Regions from separate parts of the Mus musculus genome. Here region 1 is linked to region 2. The links are chromatin contacts, found by Hi-C or POLR2A ChIA-PET in ENCODE. All regions are on one chromosome and are shown on one strand. Each heading gives the region's core, a stretch centred on a gene start or an enhancer-like site at or near the end of the contact. The rest is flanking DNA. Distances are from core to core; before and after follow the strand shown.

The links. A loop is a pair of places that touch in the nucleus more often than their neighbours do. ChIA-PET counts read pairs that join two places held with the same protein, here RNA polymerase II (POLR2A).
Region 1: a map of left cerebral cortex shows a loop between it and region 2 (4-fold over the local background). The contact joins the promoter of Urgcp here to the promoter of Dbnl in region 2. A Hi-C loop is called at or near these places in 4 of 37 maps with a recorded cell type or tissue (gastrocnemius, heart and left cerebral cortex). POLR2A ChIA-PET finds 5 or more read pairs at or near these places in 4 of 5 experiments (Patski and embryonic stem cell).

The regions. Positions count from the first base shown.
Region 1 is chr11:5,737,801-5,742,952 of GRCm38, forward strand. It overlaps Urgcp (upregulator of cell proliferation), which reads right to left and starts at 3,376. Exons shown (of 6, transcript NM_178623.3): 1 at 3,297-3,376. The coding sequence starts at 3,310.
Region 2 is chr11:5,787,149-5,792,684 of GRCm38, forward strand. It overlaps Dbnl (drebrin-like), which reads left to right and starts at 1,335. Exons shown (of 13, transcript NM_001146309.1): 1 at 1,335-1,494; 2 at 4,644-4,699. The coding sequence starts at 1,412.

The sequences.
Region 1 (5,152 bases), core at 2,126-4,625, 47 kb before region 2:
TAAGCCGGGCGTGGTGGAGCACGCCTTTAATCCCAGCACTTGGGAGGCAGAGGCAGGTGGATTTCTGAGTTCGAGGCCAGTCTGGTCTACAGAGTGAGTTCCAGGACAGCCGGGGCTACACAGAGAAACCCTGCCTCGAAAAACCAAAAAAAAAAAAAAAAAAAAAAAAAAAAAAAAAAAAAAAAGTTTAAAGGTTTGCTGTATTAGCTGGCTATGTTAGTGCTTATCCAAGTACTAGGGAGATAGAGGCAAGAGAATCAGGACTTCAAGGTCACCCTCAGCTGCAGTGAGTTTGAGGCCTGCCCAGTCTACAAGAGACCCGGAGACCCTGTCTCAAATCCTTTGATGTTAGCCAGTTTCGGATACTTGCTGGGTGTCTTAGAAGAAACCCTCTCAAGATAACAGGAAAAGCAACACTAGTATTTTAGTATTTTAAGAGAGACGGTCTTACAGAAAATGTGAAAGGTGTTTGTGTGCAAACCTGGCTCCCTGAGTTCTATTCCAGAGCTCCCATAAAGGCAGAAGGAAAGAATTTGCTCTGTAAGGTTTCCTTTAACTTCCACGCTACCCCATCACACACACAGTCTAGGAGTCTAGGATGGCCTGCGACCCTGCTAAGAATGAGAATGCTTTTGAGCACAGGGAGAAAGAAGGCCAGCGATCCCAGCATTCCAGAGACCAAAGCTGGAGGATCATGAATTCAAGGCCTGACTGGGTGACATAGTCATACCTTGTCTTGAGCCCAACAATAGCTAGATTTTGTTTCCAGGACCATAAACATCACCCTAACACTGCATACAATATTTCAAAGAACAGAGAAACTCCTAGAAACCTACATGTGAATTGTGAATCAACAGTTAAGTCCACAGAAATAGCCATGAAAATGCAGAATCTGTATTGAGATGAGCAGAGATGGCTGACAGAGGAAACCCAAACTATCAAAGAGAAGGCTAAACAGGAAGATCTCTGTAGGTGGGAGTGAGAGCAAGGCTGGCAGGCATCTCCCTGCCTTTCCTCTGGGCAGCGGGCAATCGTAAGTGCTGTTAGAACCGACAGTAACATTCCAGAGTTCATTTTTATTTTAAGACAGGTTCTCATGCATTCCAAGCTGACGTCTTCTAACAGAGGATGGTGCTGACCATCTGATCACCTGGCCTCTACTCCAGAGTGCTAGAATTACAGCCTAGTTTATGTGGTGCTGAGGACTGAACTAAAGTGCTTCTGGTTAGGCCACCTGTAAAGGGTGGGACCTGCTCAGAAGGGGCCAGATGGACAGATGGACTGTGTCGCGTCCTCTCCTCTACAATGCTTACCAGATTCCCCCAGAGACAGCTGTGGTGAGGCCGACTGGAGATGCCCTTTAGTGGTAGGCAAAGAGTCCACGGTCCCTGCCTTCTCTTCTATTTATTTAGCTCAAGACACAGTGGATTATGGGTCATCTCTCAAACACATCTTTTCTTTCTTTGACACTATGCCTAGCACATCTGTAAGGTACTCAAAACAAGTTAAGAGTTTTTTTTTTCTTTCCTCTCTAGTTCTATCATAGATCACTGACACTGCTACTTAGCAAAAAAAAAAAAAAAAAAAAAAAAAAAAAAAAAAATCAAATGTAGAGACACCCCTCCCCAGAACAGCTCCTTCCATTTCTGCCATGTATTGATCTATATTTGCTCTCTAAAACACCTAATATAGTAGTGTATGCATATCAAAGTAAGCATAGATTTCTCCTTAAATGGAGTATACTAAAAGTTTTGTGACCTCAGTTTTGTTAATAGACACCCCTTAGGAAATTACAGATTACTATTAATATTACAAATTAATTGGATCACTCACAACTAGAATCGCAAATATTAATACCACCTATATATACAGACCATGGTTCAGGCATTACACTATTCTGTTATCAGACAATACCATAATTCTGTGGGTCCAGGCACACAGAATTATTAATCCTAGGAGATCCTCCTCCAACCCCTGTCTACAAAGCAGTGTGTTTAGACACAAAATGTACTAAGCTGTCTTACAAGCCTAATGGCAGCTGCCACAGGCTCAAACACTGCCTTACACTTTCCTATGAGGCTGGGCAAGAATGTAGAGGGACCTTGGCCCTCTGGGTCCAAAGCCTGGCCTGCCCAGGATGGATCACAGTTTATTCTCCTTATGAGCTCAAAGTACTGGATACCCAGCTGGCATTGAAAAAGGCCTGGTCTCAGAAGTGCCTGCTTGCCCTCGAGCCTAGAAAGGCATTAGGCAGGTGGAAATTGCCCATGATCTGACTGGCGCCTGCAGGCCTGGATCAAGTTCAGATTGCTTCATTCACCTTCATTCAGACCACTGTACCGAGCCAAATCACTCCCTAGCATAGTGAAGTCTGCCTTTGTGGGAGAGCTAACTTCTACATGCTTCCCCCAGAAGTCCTCCTGCACCTGTAAGTCTTCTAACTGCAATGATACACAGCGTGGGCTGCTACCAGTACTACTGGGTCTGAGACCCTCTGAATGATGGCGTACAGTCAAAAAGATGTTTACCACCTATAGCGATGACCTTGAGACCCATTTTCCTTTCTGTGACATAAAAGCATTAGTCCAATCATGTCATTTCAGATCTCATAACCAGTAAAATCAAATCAAACGGTAGTAATGAACTGTTGAGAAAATGAGAAAAAAATACAAACTATGTGTCACTATATAATTTCCTAAGAACACTATTTGGGAGAGAGAACGAGCACTAGGAAAGAGGTAATACCAGAACAAGTGTAGCCATCCCACAGAAGCACCCCCACCCCCACCCCAACACAGGCAGTCTTAGATCCCGAATCCGCTTTTTCACTCTGGACAAGGGTCCAGTCCAGCTGAGCCCCACTTGCCCTGACGTGGGACAGCCTGGGGATGTCCCCTAATGACTGTGAACCCAAGCATCAACTTCCAACGCAAGCAAGTCTAAACGCCAGAAACACACGTCAGGCCTGCTAAGCCGCTCTGCGGCCTCAGCCGAGCCCTAGGACCCCGAGTCCCCTCCCGCAGCTTCCTTGCTGCCCCTCTCCAGAACCCGTTTCTCCGGCCCTGACCGGCCGCTGTCCTGGCTGGTCCTGCCCGCGGCCCTGCCGGGAGACCCTGGCCCGGCTACGACCGCCCAAGGTCGGCGGGGGAGGCCGCGGGTCGTGGACAGGCACCTGGCGGGACAGAGTCAGCCGGGGTCCGGCCGAGGCCAAGGGGGCGCCGGGTGGTGGACACGCACAGTTCCGCCCGCCCCTCGCCCAACAGGCGCCCCCCGCACACCCGGAGCGCCTCACTCACCCCGGCGACGCCATGAGCGCAGCGGCCTGGGCGCTCCCGCCTCCTCCGCTGCTTGCGCGGCTGCCGCCGGGCGCCGGGGAGGGGCCTGTAGGCCGCCCCCGCCCGCTCCGTTAGGGCGTCGGGCGCCGTGGGCTGAGCTCAGTGGAGGGCAGGCGGGCGCCTGGGGCGAGGGAGAGGACGCCCTGGGCCCAGAGCACTACCTACGGCAGCCACCGGCCAGGCCGGCCCGCTGCCCGGAGGCTGGAACTCACCTGCGGAGCCAGACCTGCCCTGGGGCCACTGACAGCTGCCAGACTGCTGGACACCACCCTCTAGTCCCCGCATTCTGATGTTAATTTCTGTAAGAAACGCACTTTCCTCTACCTCTGGGGTGTACAGTGTTGCTGTTCTAAAGGAAAACAACATCTCTCCTGCTACTAGTTCGCAGCGGGGTGGAGTAATGTTGGCCTCTGAGCTGGTTTCCCACTTTTTTTTTAAGTGTGTATATTAAGCCTTATCTTGTATTACATAGAAATAAAAAGTTTAGAACTTGTGCAGTGGGGTTTCCCAGAATCACCTACAAGCTATGAATATTTAGGCATGTAAAATTTTGAGGCTTGGTTCCAGCCCCTGCTAAATTAGTTTCAAAGACAAATTATATCTTTTAAGAGAAAATACCTAATTTAAAGAAACAAACTCTGGACTATGCAGTGCAAACCACTGCTGGTGGCATTTTTGTGTTATCACATTAAGTTGTTTTTTCAATTTATTTTTTTCATACAGTGCATTTTCCTTTCTGTGACATAAAAGCATTAGTCCAATCATGTCATTTCAGAACTCATAACCAGTAAAATCAAATCAAACGGTAGTAATGAACTGTTGAGAAAATGAGAAAAAAAATACAAACTATGTGTCACTATAATTTCCCTTCCCAGCTCCTCCCCACCTTCCTACCTTCAAGTTCTTTTTCTTTATTTTCATTGAGACAGGTTCTCTGTTTAACACTGTCCTGCCAAGAGCTTGCTGTGTAGACCAGGATGGCCTTGAATTCATGGAGTTCCACCTGCCTGCTTTTTCTCCAGAGTGCTGAGATTAAAAGTGTGCACCACCATGCGGGGCAGGGCCCAACATTGAGATAGTATTCTCTTCACCACTAAGAATATTAAACACCGGGCTGGAGAGATGGCTCAGTGGTTGAGAGCACTGAATGCTCTTCCAGAGGTCCTGAGTTCAAATCCCAGCAACCACATGGTGGCGCCCAACCATCGGTAATGAGATCTGACGCCCTCTCCTGGAGTGTCTGAAGACAGCTACAGTGTATTTACAGATAATAAAATAAATAAATCTTAAAAAAAAAGAATATTAAACACCAAAGAGATTATAAAGCACCGAAGAGATAATTGAACAATTTGCCCATCGACCAGAACACCTAGGCTGGAAACTGGGCTCTGCCTACTTACTAGCTACAGTTGCCCAGATAAGACAGGAGCTCTCCAGGGCCACCACTCCTCATTCTCTTCTTCTCTGAGGGCTAAATAAATGAATACTCCTTTAGTACAGGTTCTCTTTCAGTACTTGAATCCAGTCAGTGCTTCTGGACATTCTTGCCCTCTTCAGGAAAACAAAAGCTAACAATTACTTGAGATGTTCAGAAGACATCAGAGAGCTACCCAGGAAAGCTGACAAATGGAAAGTTCGATACAAAGTACAAATCCAGAAGAAAGGGTGAGAAAGGTTGAGGACTGGGCAATCATAAATGGCTGGATTCAAGGCAGTAATGATCGCCACTAGAGAAGGCCAGACTAAAGCAAGTTTAAAAAACCAAAACAAGCAGGGCGGTGGTGGCCTCGCCTTTAATCTCAGCACTTGGGAGGCAG
Region 2 (5,536 bases), core at 85-2,584:
CGGAACAGGGTTTCTCTGTATAGTTCTGGCTGTCCCTGGAACTCACCCTGTAGACCAGGCTGGCCTTAAACTCAGAAATCCAACTGCTTCTGCCTCCCAAATGCTGGGACTAAAGGCGTGCGCCACCACTGCCCAGCCAGAAGTTTCTTTTTTAATACTTTTTTGAGAGAGGGACTCACTTATAGCCAGTAATCCACTATGTAGACCAGGCTGGACTCAAACTCAGAGATCTATCTGCCTTTGCTTCCCAGGTTCAGGGATTGAAGTCATGTGCCACCACACCCATCTTATTTTTATATTGTGTGATTGTTTAAGTGCACCATGGCCATACCTAGTCCCAGCAGAGACTAGATGAGGGCTAGGGCTGGAGTTACAGAGGGTTGTGAGCTGCCACATAGGTGCTAGGAATCAATCCTGGATCCCCTGGAAGAGCAGTCAGTGCTCTTAACCACCAAGCCATCTCTCCAGCCCCTCCACCCCTTTTTTTGTCTTTGAGATAGGCTGGAACTCAACTATGTAGACCAGGCTTGCCTCTGCCTCCCCAGTGCTGAGATTAAATACACGAACAACACTTCCAGCCCCATTCTTGCAACATTTTAAATGTAACTTCGACCCCCACTGTTCTAGTTTCATTTCTGTTGCTGTGATAAAATGCCCTAGCTAAAAGCAGTTTAGAGAAGTAAGGGTTCGTTTTAGTTTACGACAACAGAGTATGGTCTCTCATAGGGACGTTCAGGCAACTGTCTGGAAATAGAAGTGAAGCACAAAGCAGGTTCTCTTCATTACCCCACTATCACATCAAATATTTCATTTTACTTTATTTAGAAGATCTAGGCAATGCCCAGGCCGGGCTAGAACTCAAGCTTCTGCCTCTGCCAGTTGCGCGCTAGGATCACAGGCTTGTACCTCTACGCCTAACACAGCAGATTCATGTTTTTTTCCTTTTCTTCTTTGGTTTTTCCAAACAGGGCTTCTCTGCCTAGCCCTCGCCATCCTGGAACTTGCGCTGTACACCGGGCTAGGCTGGGGTTGAAGGCGTAGCCATCATGTCCGACTATCAGATGAAATTTCCGAGGCGCCTGCGCGCATACAGCTTGCTCTTAAACAAAATACATTAACTAATGAGAGACGAACCAGCGTGAAGCTCTAAATCGAGCCCACGCCCTGCAGATGCGGACGAACGAGGACCTACGGGCAGGCCCGCCTCTCGTGGATCTTCATTCACCAGCACCCCGCCTCAACTTTACCCTCAGCCTAGCTCGCCTTCTCTCCACTTCCGCTTCCGGCCTCTTGGGCGCGGCTTCTGCACGTCAGAGGCGAGGCTTCCGGCCTCCGGGGCGGGGCTTCCGGCCGTCACTGGAGGCCGGCAGAAAGCTGAAGCTGCTGCATCGCGGGGACCGTGGGGCGTGCCATGGCGGTGAACCTGAGCCGGAACGGGCCGGCGCTGCAGGAGGCCTACGTGCGCGTAGTCACCGAGAAATCCCCGACCGACTGGTAGGCAGCAAGGCGGGGCCGGAGAGGCGCCAGAGCGGGAAGGTGGAGGTCGCGGCGTAGCCGTAGTATTGCAGGATCACCTGTCCACCTTCCTGAAGCCTAGCGAGATGCTACCCCACCCTCGCCACCGCCGTCCCCCCGGCGAGTACCCCCGGGCCTCTCCCCTGCCACCTAGTGGTCGGTCGGCTCTGCCCTGAAGATCTCTGCCTGGTTGTGCTTTCTGCTTTCCGCCAGGCTCTGCGTTTCTGGGACCTCACTGGACAAAGGGGTCCCGCGCAGTTCCCCAACTCCCTGGAAGGCGGAAACCACGTCTTCTAAACCCTGAGTTCAGGAAGAGACCTTGAAAGCGGCGTGAGCAGTGGGTTGAGGTCATGAGCTCACACAGGGCTCAGTCAAGGATGTCACAGGTCTGGGTCCCTGATTCTGGGACTGAAAATGGGATCCTGTCACCTGTTTGAGAAAAGGCTCCATCCTTCCTTCACCACCCCAGGAGCCATTACAGTACTGTGAACTAGATCTGAAGTTTCTGGAGTGGCCCTGCTGAGCCCTCTTAGGTTTCTGCTACATGCATACCAGTCTATAGTAATTCTCTTTCACTTTCCGTTTACTTAACATGCTTCCGTTAGCCAGTTTTTAGTGCTTCAGTTTCTCAGACATCTGATGAGTATGGCAGGTGGACAAATTCTGGGGAACACAAACTGGACTTTGGAGTTCTGGTGGGGCCACCACTACCCTGTGGTCAGCACTGAGGGGCGCTATACTGAGTTTGCCTGTGTTGAGTCTTCCCTGGAGACTTCCCCTATTGCAGAACTCTGGCCAATCATCTCTTCTGTTCTACTGTGTTGTCTCTCCTCTTTATCTTTTGGCCCTCTAGTCGTCTCAGAACCATCACTGTTTGGGGAATACCTCACAACCTAGCTAGCAGTGCCCTTCACCCATGCTTATAACTCTTCACTGACCTTGCTTGCTTTGCTTGCTTGCTTGCTTTTGAGACTGTGTAGCTCTGGCTGGCCTGGAACTCACTGTGTAGACCAGGTTGGCCACGATCTCACCTGTGTCTGTCTCCCGAGCACACATTGAGCCTCCTACTAGAATCATCTGCTCCACCTTGGTCTGACATTGTCCTGCCTCATCCACCCATTGTTCCTTCTGAGGGTGCAGATCTTGCTCTTTCCCCATACACTGTTCATCTGCCCCAGCAGCCATGCTACTGCCCAGCTTCCTACAGTACTGTATGCAGACGGTGCTGCCACTCCAGTTGAACGAGCCTCTGGCCTCCACCCTCACTGTCACAGCCATTTCAGTAGTCACTCAGCAAGATTTTTGTGGCAGGTCCCCACTCGCTAGCTGAGAGAATATCTGGGCCATCTTAACTTCCCTGCCCATAAATGCAGTGTCTTCCTGTTGCACTTTAGTAAAGCCCAGACTCTTACCCTGTCTGCCCTGGTTCCTGTTGCCCCTCCTGCTTACTACTCTGGCCACACCTGTTGACCACCCTTGTACCAAAGTCTTTCTCTTCCTCAAAACTGCAAGCTAGTTCCTCATCAAACAGAACCTCTGATCTTGCTGCTTCCCCTGCATGGAACATACATATACATCATCTTGATTGCTTCTTGTCCTTTATGTCTCTATGCTAGGGTTGTCTTCTCAGAGAGTCCTCCTAAATTCCTAGTACATGGGCCACATGCATGCCTTCAGAGGCCAGAAAAGACTGTGGAGTTCCCTGAGACTAAAGTGATAGTCACTTTGTCCTCTCTCCTAGTTTCATTTCTTTGTGATACAAATAAGAAACATGCTGGGAACCCTCATGGACTCTGTGTGTGTGTGTGTGTGTGTGTGTGTGTGTGTGTGTGTGTGTGTGTGTTTGTGTGTGTGTGTGTGCTTTTTCTCTTCCCTAACATGGTCAGGTAGACCCTTGTGCCTAGCTGTCATATGTTTTGATGGATGGATTAAGCCATGCAGAAAAAGAGACTGTCAAAAAGAGGTAGTCTTCAATTTGGTAGCCAAAAAAGGTCACACACACAGAGCTGGTACCGTGACACTGTAGACCAGAGCCATAGCTTTAGTTTCTCTCATCTATAATCTAGCTTCAGCCTCCTCCCTGAAGAGCCTGGCATGACCTGTGCTTATCTGGTTCCTATTACACTCTGTGTACACTGTACATTAGCATCAGGTGTAGGGAAGTTAAGCTCCATGGGTCGGACCTTTTAGGAATTGTTCATAGCTGCAGTCCAGTCAGCATACACGTACCAGGCGTTGTTCACACTGATTTAAAAGAAGAGGTGAGAGTTCTATTGAAGGTAAGAAAAAAAATCTCTGAACTGGAAATTTTATTTGGGGCGATATGTGTATTGTGCATGTGTGCGTGTTCATGTGCAGATGCACTCACAGGACACACAGGTGCAAGGCGCCAGTAGATGGAAAAAAAGCCACTGGACAACTATCCATTAGAGCCTTGGTGGCTCTGTGGTCTTCACTGGAACTCAGTGTTGTCATTGTCTACTTTCTGTTGCTATATCTGCCTGGTAAAGTGCATGTTTGCAGGAGAATCTCAAGACAGGAAGCCCTGCTGTCTACCCTCAGGCTATGAAGGCAGGGCTGATACCCACCCAGGAGTCCCCAGTGCACCTTTCTCCCTCCTGCTTCTACGTTAGGTGTTTGGATTCAGGAATATGAAGACATCTTTTGCCTTTTGAAATTTATGTGCCTGAAAGCCAGCTGAGTGTTTTATTCACTAGTGTGTAGAAAGAACACATAACCCTCCCACTTTTATCCTCCCCTAAGTATATGTTCATATGTCCTTCCCCAGTCCCAGTGGCTTTCTTTCTTTTTTTTTTGTTTTTTTTTTTTTTGTTTTGTTTTTCGAGACAAAGTTTCTCTGTGTAGCCCTGGCTGTCCTGGAACTCACTTTGTAGACCAGGCTGGCCTCAAACTCAGAAATCCACCTGCCTCTGCCTCCCAAGTGCTGGGATTAAAGGCGTGCGCCACCACTGCCTGGCTCCCAGTGGCTTTCTTATACTAAGTCCTGTGCTATCCTCAGAGTAGCTGTTGAGTAGTCTCAGTGCAGAGCAGCTTGTTCCTGCTGCGCTAGCTGCAGAGGAGGCCCAGAGCCCTGAGTCAGCACTGAGCCCACTTGTGTTTCCTTGCAGGGCTCTTTTTACCTATGAAGGCAACAGCAATGACATCCGTGTGGCTGGCACAGGAGGTGAGTATGAACCCAAACAACAGTATCATAGTGAGATGACAAAGGGAGACGTGTGACTAACTCGGGCCACCGCAGCTGATGTTCAAGCCATCACAGGCGCAGAAAGAGGACTTGGGTACACAGCCATCTCTTCCTCCAGCTCAGCTACAGTGACCCTTCCCCAGCTGAGTTTCCCTGCAGACCTTTTGCCAAGTTGGCTTCATTAAGGGCTACTCCTGATCTGAATGCAGACCAGCATCGACCAGGACCAGGGCGAGAGCCATGTCAGCCATGACACTGACGCAGGTCACATGTTTGTTAGTGAAAAACTTCTCTGGTTGGGCCGGGCAGAGCTGTTAGCTAAGAAACAGGCTGCTTTCCACTTCACAGGCAGCCCTTCTCTAGGGCATTGCACACTGAGGATGCCAGCCCTGAAGCTGGTGATGCAGGTGAAGGCCCACATATGTTCTCTGCTTCTGTCCTGCTCTGCTCTTGGGCAAGGACCTCCAAGAACCTGACCCTCATTAGGAGAGGCAGTGCTGCTGCAAGTGGTCAAGGTGAAATTCTTTGTCCGCTATAGGGATCAACTGGCAAGTCAGCCGATCGATCCAGAGATGCCTGAGCTATGAGACAGGCCTGTCTGTCAGCTGAAACCCTTGACTCTCCCCTTGCTTGAGGCTAGCATGACTGCCCGTGGGGCCTTCCTAACCCCCTCTGCTCCTAGCTCCAAGTGGATGGCCAGAGCATACTTCCTGCTCAGGCAAATGAGAGTATGGTCTCAGTTACTATTGCTGATAGAAAGGTCCCTTTCCACTATGAGCCATTCTTGCTGACACATCCTCTTTCTAGAATTGCCAC